Regions from separate parts of the Homo sapiens genome. Here regions 2 and 3 are each linked to region 1. Evidence: chromatin loops called from intact Hi-C (ENCODE). Cell type or tissue: GM12878. All regions are shown on one strand. Each heading gives the region's core, and the rest is flanking DNA. Links, peaks and the distances in the headings are about the cores only.

Region 1 (6,408 bases), core at 2,339-4,838:
AGCAACTAATTATTCCAAAAAGAAAAGAACTCACTTATTCTACCAATTTTTTGGTTAGTTACTCAGAATTATTCCTAGTAATATAGACTTGGATTTTGAGTCCCTCAATGGGACTGAAGAATAAGACCAAATGTTGTCTCAGAATAATGAATGATTTGACTCAAAGTGATTTCTTAAAAGCCAAAGTTACCATTTCAGAAAATTCTTTCTCTTGTGGTTCAGCGAGCTATGAAGGAGGTGAACTGAACAGAATGAGAATAAATCAAGATTGGACTTTTCATAGGTATAGAGCCCTTTCTTTGGCTATCTCAAAATACTACAAGTAGTACCACTGTCATATCTCTCATGTAATTAATATACTGAGTTTCATCTTAAAAACCAAGTGCAAAACCATGAACTTGAGTGATTTGAGACAGAAATATATGTATTTGTATTCATAAAAGCTTGAACCAGCAAAAATACCTTTCTATCTAATTATATTACTTTAGCAATTAGTTGTGAAAAGAAGTAGTTTTAATTAACATTTATTTTTTTCACTGTTGTATATTTTAGGATTTCAATTCATTTTGATAGATCTTCAAGTTGAACATAAAAGAAACTCTCAGACTTTAGGAACCTATAGGTCAGAGTGGTTCAACTGAAAAAGCAAAGAGAAACATGCAGACCCGTGGTGACAAATGGCTGAACCCTACACTTTACTGAAATTGGACAAGCAAATGTTTATATCACTAAAAAAAAAAAAAAGAAAAGGAAAAATAAAAAAGAAAAAACCTGGACAAAGTATTAAGTAGTGATAGTGAAAATGACATGCTCTTATAAACAGAATTCAAATATTAAAAATAATATTTTTATGCTTTACAACTTCAATTACAATCACTAAACCAAATGGCAGTGTTAATAACAAATACACTGAAAAAATATATGTTAAGTTAGGAAAAACAAAACAACAGGAAATTGGAATGTCCTATAATAACTAAAAATGCTGTTGTTAAAATGCACTTATTGACATAGAAAAACGTTTACGTTATGCTAAATGTTTAAAGTAAATTATAACAGTGTTTATATTGTATAATGTAACATAATACATAAATAACATACTACATATAATAATATTTAAATAGGTAATATCATCTATTATTCTATAAACTACATATTCCAGAAGAATATACGATAAAATTTTGTGGTAAGGATGTATTTATGACTTTGAATCATTTCTGTCTCCTAATTTTCTTCAATAAACATATGTTACTTATGTAAAAACACTTTTCCATTTAATTCTAGAGCCCTTAGGTTCACTCTAGCAGTTAGTTAACAATATGTGACTCAGTCTCCTCTGTCTTTCCAGTGAAATATTTTCCAATGAAATACTAATAGAAACAAAACAGTATAATTTCTCATCAGCAAAGAAATTAAAGAAGCTCCATCAGCTAACAGCAGGAATTACTTGAAGGAATTACTCCTAAGTACAGTATGAATGAAACCAATTGAGAAATTATGAGGATCAGCCAATCATAAGAAGATTTATCCCTCTGCATTCATTACCCCTGCCTCCAAACACACCTACAACAGAGATGCAGAGCCTCAGACCAGAAAAACCTAAATACTATATTATTCACAAATTGCCTGCTAAGATTGTCAGAATCATCTCCTATTCTTGCATCAGGTCTTCTTATTTTGTAAGTATTTGGCAGGCTGTGCTCACAGTGACCTGACAAGGCCAGACACACAAGAGGAACAGCAGGGAAAAGTAGGAAAGAAACAGGAAGAATACCTGGAGAGTAAGAAAAGGGAATATCAACAATGAATTAAAGAGAAATCCAGGCCAGTCAGAGCACTGTCCCTGCTCCTTGGGGGCAGAAGAAAGAGCGGAAGCTGTTTTCCCTTGGGAAGGGAAGGGAGCATAGAATTTTCCTCTCCTGCCCAGTACTCTTCATTGTTCTTAAAGCAAACCCAATGAGGTAGAAATAATTGTGTCTCTTTCACAGGGAGATCAACAAAGCTCAGAAAGATAAATACTTGGCCCCAAATCACATAAAGGAGATCTTAAAATTCTGAAGCTTCATAATCAACCTTAGTACTCCAAATAATAAAGTCAGTGTTTTTAATTACAAATGCCAAAGATGAAATTAATCCAATGGCAGCATCCATAACCAATATAAATTGAAAGAATATGTGCTTTTATTCAGTCTGTTTTCAAACTAGCAATTTCTTTATTTAACTAGTGGTTCTGATGTCTTTTAAACTAGTAAAAGTAACAAAATTATCATGATTATTACTTTTTATAGTCTCAATCATTTTTGAAGGCTTATGATTTATAACAATGTTATGATTTATTAGTAAGACAAACGACAAGTAAATAAATAAAGCCAATAACTTTCTGGATGTGCCTCATCACCATGACCTACCACTGTTTTCAAAATAAGTTGATGGTGGGATTTGATTTGTCTCTAACTTATAGTTTTTTAATGATTTAGGAAGACAAATAATACCTGTAACCACATAAACTTCTCATATCCTGTTTTGCATACAATGTGAACTTCAAAGTATTTTTAACAGAAATTTAATTAGTCCTGGGTAGATTAGAGATAATGGTTGTGGGATCCTTTTTATTTGCATGACTTTTAAATTCCTTCTGAAATTTCTACTATACATGGTAATTCTACTTAAACTCCTTTTGATAGAAAAATCAGTGCTGTCAACCAAGGACAACATCCTTTCAATTCATACCAAATAGAGATTTAAGTACTGCTAAATCCACTGCCAGCTAAGGACAACCATAGATAAGGCAAGGTTGATTTGAATCACTTTCCACTAACTAATGGAGAGCATTTTTATTTTACACAGGATAATCTTTGGCTGATAATCTAATATGCAAACTTAGTGTGCAATTTATGCAATTATGTCATTATTAAAGTGTAGCATCCTATATCTTCTGCAGATTACTAAATATGCCCCCTCATCTAGCAATCAGAGACCTGTAAAAAAGATGAAATTCGTTTCTATAAGATAGGTAGAAAAGTCAGTTAGCCTATGTTTTTCATCAAATAGCCTTTGATTTGATGCTTAATATTAATTGTTTTTAACTGTGTGAATGTTATGTTATTTAGTGTGTCTAAACCACAAATGGCTCCTGGCAAGACCTCATACCATTAACAATGAGATTAGCAGAGGAAAATTCAAAAACACTCATGGGGATTGTTTGTACTGTTTTTTGTTGGGTATGTTTTTGCTCTGTGGGATAGAAGACAGTTTAAAACAGCACTGCATGAAAAAAGAAGCGACTGACCGCAGGTTGCAAGTATGCTTCAGTGAAGCAGAAGTTTCTACAGCTCCGTCTCAGCAAAGGGGAGGTTTCTAACGGTCCCCTGCTGACTTCAAATGTGTTCACAGCCTGCACGCAGCAGCCACAGTGGAAACTTACCGGTGTGATAATAATCACTTAGAGTGAGACTGTGGTGCAGACCCTCTTCCCCCAACCAGAAATCCCCTGAGTAAAAGCTCTATCCCCTGGGGAGACACAGAGATGTAAAGACTTGAAAACAGGTGTACCTTTCCCTGACATTCAGAAAAATTGGGTATGAACAGCTTTTCACTCTTCATATCCTCAGAGTCCCAAAATTAGCCCAAGCACAGTGTTTCCTAATCTTTAGGCATCTAAGAAATGCCTTAAAACATTTGTTGGGACCATTTTTCACATGTAAAAAGGGACAATTTTTGTTAAAAGAAAAATAAGCCTCTGGTGAGAGAGACAGAGAGAGTGTGTGTGTTTGTGTGTGTGTGTGCATATGCATGTGTGTTTTTCTATATAAATACAGTCCTGGAGTGACACACAGTATATGTCTCTGTAACATGAGGTACAGGATAGAAGGGCAACTATTCCTTTTATTTTTCATATTTCTGCATTGCTTGCCTTTGTTACAATTACTGTTTGGTAGGTTTATAATTATTTTTAAAACTTGCTTTCACAGTTATTTTGAACCGTCTCCTCGGATGAAGGTGAACTATGTACACTTTCTAAAAAAGCGAACTTAACTTTTTGCAAAAGGTGTGGTATGCAAAATGTGTGCATAACAAACTGTTGTGCAAGGATCAACATCTTATGATTCATTAAATTCATGAAGGTGATTTTTAATTTGATTCCACTTTTTTTTTTATTATTTACAGATTACAGAGTGCTTTGCCCACTCCTGGCCGTATGTTAGGCAACCCCATCCCCTCTCAAGAACATATCATTTTTGTTACATTATAATAACACTTAAGATATTACAATGAGTTATTATATTTAAGGAGTAATATAATAAAAGCAAACCTAAAAATATCAAAGTTCAAGAAAATACTTCATAAAACACAAATATTTTTGCTACATTGAACTGAGATATCATGTACTGCTGTCAAACCATTTTCTAACAAGAACTCTAAATGCTCGCACTGGTGTATTAAAAATTCACTCAGCAGGTGGGCAAATGTTGTAAGGATCAAGCAGAACAAGAGAACACAAAAGCAGTTCTAGTTTGTACATAGGTGGACATGGTGATGGGCCCTCAGGAATCTAGATACTCTATTAATTATCTCCCACATTCTTATTTTTCTACTCTAGCCAAACTCACATAAGATTGGAAAACAGAATTTCTGGGGAATCAATAGCATGTTCTTTCTCCAGCTGTGCCTGCTAATACTAGAGAAAAGCTAACCTTACCTTTAGAATTAAAAGATCTATGAAAGCAAAAAGACAGCTTAATTAGGGACACATTTTAGAGTCACCTGGGGACCATTTTAAATGCATAGCTCCCAAGGCAGGCTAACTGAACAGAATTTGTGGGGACGAAGCCCTAACATGTATATACATATTAAATATATTTTATATTTAAACCTCCACAGATGATTAGAATGTCTGATTATCACATATTTGTAGAGGAACCTACAATATTTATCCTATATAATACAATTATTATATAGGATAATAATTATCCTATTATCCTAGGATAATAAAAAGTAAAAGAATCTAGTGGTAAAATAATGTAAAAATCTTTGCTCATTTATCTAATTCCAAAGTTGAGAATTAAGATCATTAACCATTAATAAAATGCATTTAATAAGACAAATGAAACAATTAATTTAAGTCCTTACATAATGTTAATCTAACTCATGTCTGCCTTAGCAACGTGAAGTCAACATGGTGATGTAAGGTAGGTATTTTCTAAATTTCTTTCATCAGTGTTCAATAATTTTTAATTTTAAAAAAGTTAAACATCATTTAAACAATATATTAAACATATTAAAAAACTCAAAAATTCACAAAAAAGTAAATTTCCATTAATAAACACGGTTTCCTGTTTATAAGCATAGCTTTTCTGTCACCAAAGCACTTTTTTAACTGAAACATATATGACCTAATAATATAAACCTTTCTTATATACACTGCTTACTTCAAGAGAACTCAGAGATCTATGGATGCTATATCATCACTTCAAAATTTCTATAAGGAGTTAGTTTTATACCTATATATAAGAAATTGAGGTATACACTTATTAATAAACTCACAGGAGCCTATAGCTAGACCAGAAATAGAATCCAGGTTACGTATTTTTAGACTAGTGCCTCTTTAATTTTCACACACAATATGATACCTACCCATATGCTTCAAAAGGACGCAGATTTTAACAAGGAGAATAGCAGGAAAGAGAGAATTTGAATAACCCTAGAAGTGAATAAAAATCTGCATGGTGTTGCCATAAGCATTATTGAAGTCTTCTCTTTAAACCACCCATGGCTTCCTTCAAATCGTTATTTTTTTATTCTAAGTTCAACTCGCCACTTTTCCTTACTCTAAGGACACATATAGCTCTCTCCAGGACATAACAACAATCATGGGAATAGCTGCTTATTCTATATTCCAGGCACCTCCTATATGCCAGACAGTTTCAGGCATCCACTGAGGCTCTTGGGACATACCCCCAGCAGATAAGTAGGGACTGCTGTACACATGTTAGAGAAGAAAACGTTAAGGAATTCATCAAGAGGCAATAGAGTATAGTATCAAAGTATTAACAGATACTCTGAGATTAGACTGCCAGTTTTAAATACTGGCTCTGCAATTTGTCACCTTTTTTTTTTTTTTTTTTTACCTTGGGCAAATTCCTTAAATCTCATTAGGTACTTGACACAAATTTTATTTAATGGTCGTAACAACTCTATAAGTTAGTTATTACTACCGTTAATAGGCGAGGAAATTGAGGCTCCATGTTTTACCAAATGAAAACTTGAGTTATTTGAACACATTCGTGGGGAAAATGAGAAACTGATATTTCAATTTTTTCTATTTGATTTTGTGTTTACTTCAATTTACTTCAGGTGAGCAGCCAGATAAGGAAGGGAAGGATAACTCAGTGGTGACCAATGGTCACCCTT
Region 2 (2,500 bases), core at 1-2,500, 1.5 Mb before region 1:
TTTTTTCTTTTTAGTTGAGGCAGAGATCTCACTTTGTTGCCCAGGCTGTTCTTGAACTCCTTGTTTCAAGCGGTCTTCCTGCTTCACCCTCCCAGAGTGCTAGCATTACAAGTGCGAGCCACCAGGTCTGGCCTAAAAATTCTTTAAAATGTGGATCTGTTTACTACTCTGGGATTTGAAGAGTGAGAAAATTCTAAGTATGGCTTTCCATGCAGAGTTAATAATCGTCTCCTCCTTTGGACATTTAACAGATCTCCATTTTGAAGTTTTCTTCCATCTTCATTGTATTCTCTCATCATTTTTGTATAACTGTGGATTCAGGAACACCCCTCCTTTTTTTAATTTCCTTGCATTTGTGTTATCTTTTTTTATTATAGGAAATGTAAGCTTAATATAAAACCATGACCATCATCAGTGGTCCATGCAGCTAAAACAGAAATATACATCTACTGATGTATATGCTTTTATGAGGTAGGAGGAGAGAGTGGTTATTAGCAATTTAGAATAAAAAAATACCTTCTGTACAGTACAAGTTTCTTTATAGAAAAGTGTTGTAGCCCTGGAATTCATAAGCGTCATTATTATGCAAAAATTCCAGGCTTTGCTAAGGTAGACAGAGCTACCTTAATGACTTTGGGTTAATCAGTACTTTAGAAATGGGGCTGCTTACCTATATGTAAAAAATTAATAAGATCTCAGGAAAAAAGGAAAGCTTACATGAAATGGAGAACATGATCAGGAATACACCTGGGCTAAAAGAATCTCTAGTTGTAATAGCTAAGTAGTTCATCCGTTTGTTTCTGCGAAGTGATAGCTTCAGTCAAAACCTTCAACTATAAAGGAACATATGAAAAGTAACAAAGATGAAATAAAGCATACATTTTATAAGGTTAGTGGCTTGACACATTTTCAAGTATGTATCATTCTGGCATATGCAAAAGTTATGTTTACGTAAACTTACTCATGCAAGGTAATTTTAGTAAGGAAATTATTAGCCAAGAAAGCTAACTAAAATGTGGTCTTATATTTGTATTTTTGCTTTTTTTTTCTTCAAAAGGAAGTAGAAGAGTTCATCTTTCTACTAAACTGATGGAATAATTATGGACTTTATTAACTGTTTATTACAAATATAAAATAGTTTAAATCTTAAAATGTAACTGTGTTTTAAATGGAAAATAGGTTAAGAATTCTTGCTGCAGATTGCTTAACTTTTATTCAGTAAATAAAACCTTAAAATGTTAGTCATTATTTAGGCTTGGGTTAATTAAGTAATGTTTGGCTGGTAGATTCTTCCAGTGCATTGATAATGTATCACCATTTGAATTGCTGAAAGTTTATTTTAAAGCATTTCATTCTTATTTACTTTTCAGTAAATCAACTCAATTGATTTGTCTTAAAAAAAGGTTCAGTAGGAAGTTGATATGAATTTGTAACTGTGGTATTGTCTCCGGAGTAGGTCATCATTCTGAAACTCACAGTTTCAGATAACAAGTTAGACAGTGGCAACCTTAGCATGTCGGATTGAGTAAGCACATTGATCCAACTAAAAATAAAGATGAACAAAAAAACTTGATCTGTGACATGGAGGATATTTCAGTTCTCATCTCAGTTATGTCACTGAGAAAGCCACTTAAATCTCTTGGGACTTAAGTTTCCTTATCTATAAAAGAGGTTGATTAGACAAAGCATCAAAAGTTTCAAATCGGCAGGCTGAGGACTCTGAGGGCTGAAGGAAATACAGTGTCTGGTTTTGTCTAACATAATTAATTTTTATATATTTAGGCATGATGTTTGTTACAGTCTCCATAGCTTCCTACCACCTCACACCAGGTTCTTCACACATTTATGTAATCTACCTGGCTTTTGTAGGCATTTGAGTCGCAATCCTTGAAGTAGTTGTCACTCCCAGCTTTGAAAAAATTCTAGAGATTTTCTATGCTATAACAGCAACTTTAACAAAACACTTTGCCACCCTTCAAATGTAGTTGTAGACCTGGAAACATCCTTTCTTTTCAGGAAAAGAAAAAGAGCTACTTTCATTCTTCCTTAGTTAGTCTTAGGTGACACAGGATTCTGCAAATTGTTGCTTGGAGTAAAAGCATATTAGAGAAATGTATTTGTTTAACTCAATCATTGTAACTAGAGCATTGGATTTGCTTTACTTTACAGAAACTTACTACATAACTCCCATGAAACAGAATATTTAATGAATTAAGACTTACACTGGCTCCTTCTCATGGAAGTACCATGCTGCTCTGTTGGTATCTGCCATCTCATTTTTTTGATGCCATACTTACTGGACTGTAGTATCTATTAAGGTTAAATTCTGTTGATTGACTAATGCCAGCATGTTTTCAGGAGGAATAGATGCCATTTTAATGTGTTTCTTGTAAATAATCAGTCAAATAAACCCATAAAATGGAGAAGCAGCTGGCACAAGCACAGCCTACTTAATTCTGCAATTAGACATTAGCCATTCATTCGATACAGTAGATATCAT
Region 3 (6,408 bases), core at 1,939-4,438, 500 kb after region 1:
GACTGTTTCTAGAATTACCTTTATCTTTATAACTAAATTTGAGGTATTGTCTGTGTGAACAACACATTTACATTAAATTTATTGGGCAATGTAAAATTAAGGAAGACCCCTACATTTTGTGTTGAATTCCACTTCAAATTTCTTTTGGGAGTATTTCCTGACTGTCCCACTGAATTCATTCCCTTTATTCTGTCAAAATCATTTTGAAGGCTCATGTCAGAGTGGCTATATGTATGGTCCAACAATTAAAATAAATATAGAAGTCAGGAAAAAGGGCTGGTTTTTCAGGGAAAGTTCAATTTAGATATATTGAGACTGAGATTCTTGTGGGACAGCCAGGTAGAATTACCTAGGAAGAATCAGGAAATGTTGAGGTAAGTACCTGTTCATTTAGGAGACATTCAATTAGGACTTTGAATTGAAGACTGCAGAATACAGCACAGCCAAGGAGGAGGGGAATTAAAGAGAATAGAAACAGGCGGAGCATTTTAAAGGGTATCTTGGGCAGCAGGAAGGTGGCACTCAGGCAGCATTGATTTCTTCTCCCAGTTGGTTTCTTCTCTAACTCACTAGCCAAATTTCTGCAAGCACAGCAGCACCAGGAAAATGAAGCTTGACAACTTTCACATTAAACAATTACTGCTTCTGGTAAATCAGTCGAACCACATGTCATGATTCCTGCCCAGGAGGAGCAATAATCTCGGTCAGAGAACAATTCAGAAGCCTGTTAGAGCAACATTGCCACCTCATTTCCAGAACAACCCTGGCTCCAAATGACAAAATCCATGACCAAACCGAAAAAGCCACATTATCTCATCCAAATTACCAGAGCAGGCCCTTCAGATGATTGAGAAGGAAGCGAGGAGGAGATCCTATGCAAGGAGAGCCCATAATGTATAATTTTCTAAATGATGATATATTTTTGTCCCTTTTGGTAGAACTATGTTAAAATTCATAATGACATTATTAAATTTCACACGCACACATACACACAATTTATCAGCCAGTCTCAGGAATAAATCTTACCAAAGGGACCTATCTGTCAGCAAGACAGGACTTCCAAAGGATTCCCCTCATGAACAGTGCCTTTCTATCTTAACAACTAGGGAGAACTTGCAAGTGTCGCAATGTTCCTCAACAAGTTTTTAAAAGACTCCCTCTGTTTGTCATGCTTTATGGTTGATAGAGTCCATAACGATTTCATAATCTAAACTAAAACCTCAGTGCTCACCTCAGAGTTACTGTGTCACCAACCTTACTAAGACTTCTTAAGTTTTCTTTATTTTTTTTTGTTTTTGAAAGTATATCCTCTGTCCCAGGAGTGAGTTAAGGAAATTCTCCTGAATTTCTTGCATGCCTGCCTAATCTATAAAGACTTAGTTTTTCGGCCAGGTGCGGTGGCTCACGCCTGTAATCCCAGCACTTTGGGAGGCCAAGGTGGGCGGATCACCTGAGGTCAGGAGTTCGAGACCAGCCTCGCCAGTGTGGTGAAACCCCGTCTCTACTAAAAATACAAAAATTGGCTGGGCATGGTGGCATGTGCCTGTAATCCCAGCTACTTGGGAGGCTGAGGCAGGAGAATCGCTTGAACCCGGGAGGCGGAGGTTGCAGTGAGCTGAGATCACGCCATTGCACTCCAGCCTGGGGGACAAGAGCAAGACTTTGTCTAAATAAATAAATAAATAAAAATAAAAAGTAAATAAAAACTTAGTTTTTTTGCATCCCTCTGTATTGATTATTTCTTTGCTCACATTCTCTCAGGTACACCGCTTGTTCTACATTATCGTAAGTATGTCCATGTCCTTTACTTGGCATGCATATTTTCTGTAGTTTTCTCAATCAGGTTTAAGTTCTTTAAGAACTAACAGATTGAAGAATCTTCTTTTTAAAATAGTCCTTATGGTTTCTAGCTGTTTGCTAAGTCTGAGTAAAAGTTCACTAAAGGTTAGATTAAACTAAATCAAAATAGGTTTATAAGATATAAGCTTGATTGACTTGCATTCACATGATTATATTTTAAGCTAATAGTTGACCTAAAGTATATTTTTAATAAACAATCTCGTTACTCTAAATACAAATCTGAAATGGTATAGGGATAGTCACTGTAAGATTAGAAAGAATCACACATATAGTTGCTAACACATTAGGCACTCTTGGTGTGTGTGTGTTTGTATGTGTTTGTGTGTGTGCACATGTGTGTGTGTAGTAGTGACAATAACAATAAAATAAGATTGTTGTGACTGTTATTTACTTGCCTTATAGAAATAAAAATAACTACAGAAAAGAAAATATTATGAACCACTGAGTAAAAGACTAAATCAAATTTTTAAAAAAGTGACAGGTAAATTATTTTTTACAAGTAGTGTTTGATTGGTATATAGGCAAAATTTCCAACTAGGTATTTTGTAATTAAGAACCTATCCACACTTTCCTATTCATTTTAAAGTAAGGATTTCTTGACACAGTCAAATTACTATAGTTTATTCTAACTTGATACAAAATAACTAATAACTTGGGTTGAATACAAGTCAAAATTATCTGCTAAGAAGAACATAATATAAAGCAGATACTTTCAAACTTCAGTATCGAACTATAAGATTCGTCTCAAGATGCTTCTACAAAATGAAACTCTGGCAGACTTGTGAAATTTGTGCCTATCTCAACACTTCTAAATTCATATGACTCTAAAACATGAAAAAAAGAGTAGGGAATGTGGTAAAGTCAATATCAAATCAAATATCAATATCAAAGCCTGTCAGTTTCTACACTAGACTCTTATTATTTGGCATCAAAACCTCTAATGAAGGCAAAAGAGAATTAAAATGCGAACTTGCTTTGGGAATTTCATCAGAATAAATATTCTTAGAAATTGTCTCATTCTCTGAAAAAAAAAAAAGTTTTATTGTCCTCAATCACTTCTGATTAAGCCAGGAGCAAGGCAAGTCAGATTGAGGAGCTATTTGTTTTCAACTCACAGGTTACTCAAGTAAGGAGTGAAAGCTTGAAATGACTCAACAAAGCCCTTATTGCAGCTCTTTCATGTGAATATGAGTTTTCACATGCCATGAAATTTGACAGTCTATTTTCAACCTGTTAGTTCCAGATATCTGAGTGCATGGGATAGTCGAATCGAGTAGAGGAGCTAGATCACTTAATAGATGGGTAATACTGTGAGAGAGGCAGAATGATAGTCAGCTTTTACAGATGGGAGGATAAGCTGCTATGGATTTTTAAAAGATTTCTTATAATCTGTGGTATTATAAGAAGTATAATGTGTTATTATAACAAATGCATATATATGTTTCCTTGTGGTGGTCATATTATTACTTGTGTTGGTAAGAAATAGGCCTTTATATTTGAGGTTTTATAGAACCCTGAGCTAACTCTCTGTACACATCAAATAAACAGTCACATATATTGTACGATTTTAAAAGGCTTAGGGAAGTTCCTTTCTAAAATATGTTTTTATAAGCAAAGAGCTTTCTTTTTCACATGATTTCCTGAGATAATGTCCTGGAAATCACCTCTACCTTTTCCTTTTTCATTCTCCATGCTTCTTCCACACAACAACCTTGCCTATCCATCCCAAGTATTACCACTTTCTGTTCTACTCCAGCCCTTGTCATGTCTTTTACAAACTTTTCCTACAGCTTTTTTCTAATTCTTTCCATCCAACCTTCCTTCTTATTGTCTTTTAAGAACCTGATGGTTGATCCATACAAAATACAATATGTAACATGTATTGAAGTCTAAAACTTAATCCTATCATGAATACCACCCAACCCAAGAAAAGAACAGTGATCTAATTCTAGCTCTGCATCATCCACCTATGTGCCCCTATCCTAGCCTATACTCTCCTTCTCCCTAGAGGTAAGAACTCTCTTGAATGTTGTATTTGTTATTCCCTTGATCTTTTAAAAAATAATTTAATTATATGTAGTGTTTTCATGAGTCTTCCTGCTACTAGAGCTAATTATGCCATTTCTCTTCCTCTGTTCTTAACTGTCTATGTGATAAATTGAAATGCTTTGCATACAAGATCATTCATATTATTGCCCCCTTACCTATCTAGTCTCAACTCCTGTCACTCTCCCTGACCACAGAAAATATTCCATATACTTTTATGTCTACATACTTTTTTACATACTATATTTTGTATTTGGAACGTTCACTTAGTCACTCTACAAATTCTATCTAAAATCTGGATCAAATTTTATTTCTGTAAATCTGTTCTTTGTCCTCTCCACCTCTTCCTCTCTTCCAGGTCTTAAACTCAGGCAAAATTAATGAATTGCTCCATTTTGTTCATATAGTGTTTTGTATATATCTTTGCTGTGCCTCTCATCATGTTGTAAATTGGTTGCTTATTTACATATTTGCCTCCTTAGTCAGAATGGGGATTCCACCAAGACAGTGGTCAGTATGTGTGAAAGTGAAAAAAAACTTGCTCAACTGAGGCTTATGAATATTTTATCATATATGTTATTTTATACATTTTATAATTTTAAGCTGGGCATTATGGCATGTACCTATAGTCCCAGCTACTCAGGAGGCTGAGGTAAGAGGATTGCCTAAGATGAGAGGATCTCTTGAGCCAAAGTGTTTGAGGCCAACTTGGGCAACATTAGTAAGACCCTGACCCTAAGGTAAAAAAAGTTTTCTAGCTTAGTTTTTACATTTAGATCTAGGATGCAAGTGCTGGGCATAGTGGCATATGCCTGTAATCCCAGCATTTTGGGAGGCCGAGGCAGGAAGATTTCTCAAAGCCCAGAGTTCAAGACCAGCCTGGGCAACAAAGCAAGACCCCTATCTCTACCAAAAAATAAAAAAAAAATTAAAAAAATTCAGGTGTGGTGCATACACCTGTAGTCTCATCTACTCAGGAGGCTGAGGCAGGAGGATCCCTTGAGCCCAGAAGTTCACGGCTGCAGTGAGCTATGATGGCACCGCTGTACTCCAACTTGGATAACAGACTGAGACCCTGCCTTTAAACAAGTAAAAAAATAAAAAAGTAGGATTTATTTAATTTTTGTTTATAATATGAGGTAAGAGTCAATGGGTTTTTCATTTGTTTGTTTTCTATGCAGATATCCAGTTGTTCTATTTTATTGAAAAGACTTGGCTTTTCCTGTTGAATCTCTTTTGGACTTTTGTTTAAAATAAAATTACCAGGCTCCCATATATATTGCATTATTATTTACAGTAGCCAAGATATGTGTCTTTCAATGGATGAATGAATAAAGAAAATGTGGTATAATCTACACAATGGAATAGCATTCAGTCTTCTAAAAAGCAGGACATATTGTCATCTGTGACAACATGAATGAACCTGGATGACATCACATTAAGTGAAATCAGTCAGGAATAGAAAGACAAATACCTCATGATCTCACTTATGTGCATAATCTGAAAGCACTTGAACTGATAGAAGCACAGAAAAGACAAACGAAAGTTGTGTATATTTATGGTGTACAACTTTTATTTATCAATTTAAGAATATTAGAATTTTTATTTAAAAGAGAAAATAAATAAAAATAAAATGACTATATATGTGTGGCTCGAATTCTGGAATTTCTGTTCTGTTTCCTATATATCTAATTTTTACTACTACCAAACTGATTATGAAGGTTTAGAGTAAATCTTCAAATCGGGTAGCTAATTATTTCAACTTTGTTCTTTTTAAGAAATTGCTTTGGCAACTCTAGGTTATTTGCATTTCCATATAACTTTCAGAATCAGCTTGTCAGTTTTGACAAAAAAAGCCTTTTGGAAATTTTCATCAGGATTGCATTGAATCTCTAGGTCAATTTGGAGCTAGGATACTCCTTTACAATTTAAATGCTTCTGCAAATGTTAACAACAAATTATTGGCATCATAGTGATTATGTGAATGAGAGAGATTTAGCAATAAAAGCAGAAAAGGTCTAGCAAGGATTTCATCTACTGCCATATCTCCATAATTTCGCTTAGAGGTAGCCTTAATTAAACCTTGAATAAGATTTTTCTCTAAAATAAGAAAAACAAAAAACTTATCTATACCTAAGATCCCAGCTTATAATGAAATATGTTTTGCAGTCTTTTTCCCCCTATTCTAAAGAAAAACCGCACAAGATATCTTTTTACACAAAATACCTATGCTTGTTTTAAAAACTACTGTTTCAACATGCAAACAGCCCAGTATTGAGAAATACAGGTTACTGGGTGTCGGGGAAGTACCGTCCACTTGGAACCTTGTCCTTTCTGCATACTTAAGCACCTACTGATGAGCAAAGGAAGGAAATGTTTTCATGATTTAGACAGTAATGCATCAGAAGAGTGAAAACCACTTTCAAAACTACTTCACTTGGAGAGGTATTTTGCCCCTAAAGAAGTTTTCAGAAAGCCTCAGAGGACAAATGCACAGAATTC

What was found. A loop is a pair of places that touch in the nucleus more often than their neighbours do. Peaks named below come from ENCODE experiments on the same cell type or tissue, not always from the same donor. Only the 100,000 strongest peaks of a DNase experiment are listed, where the experiment ranks them.
Region 2: it touches region 1 in a loop (9-fold over the local background); 1 of 110 quality-filtered maps calls a loop at or near these places.
Region 3: a loop joins it to region 1, with 6 times the contacts of the local background. A loop is called at or near these places in 1 of 110 quality-filtered maps.

What each region holds. Positions count from the first base shown.
Region 1 is chr2:213,230,230-213,236,637 of GRCh38, reverse strand. No RefSeq gene overlaps it. Among named protein-coding and RNA genes, the nearest start is that of SPAG16-DT, 51 kb to the left of the region's middle. In GM12878, for the core only: no CTCF peak of the experiment used is centred there; a DNase peak (open chromatin) is centred at 3,397; H3K4me3 peaks cover 1,072 bases; H3K27ac peaks cover 2,500 bases.
Region 2 is chr2:214,736,496-214,738,995 of GRCh38, reverse strand. All of the region lies in intron 9 of BARD1 (BRCA1 associated RING domain 1), which reads left to right. Among named protein-coding and RNA genes, the nearest start is that of BARD1, 72 kb to the left of the region's middle. RefSeq lists enhancers at 1,479-1,678, 1,719-1,768. In GM12878, for the core only: no CTCF peak of the experiment used is centred there; a DNase peak (open chromatin) is centred at 1,555; H3K27ac peaks cover 1,948 bases.
Region 3 is chr2:212,727,818-212,734,225 of GRCh38, reverse strand. No RefSeq gene overlaps it. Among named protein-coding and RNA genes, the nearest start is that of LINC01878, 64 kb to the left of the region's middle. RefSeq lists an enhancer at 6,359-6,408. In GM12878, for the core only: no CTCF peak of the experiment used is centred there; a DNase peak (open chromatin) is centred at 3,055; H3K27ac peaks cover 288 bases.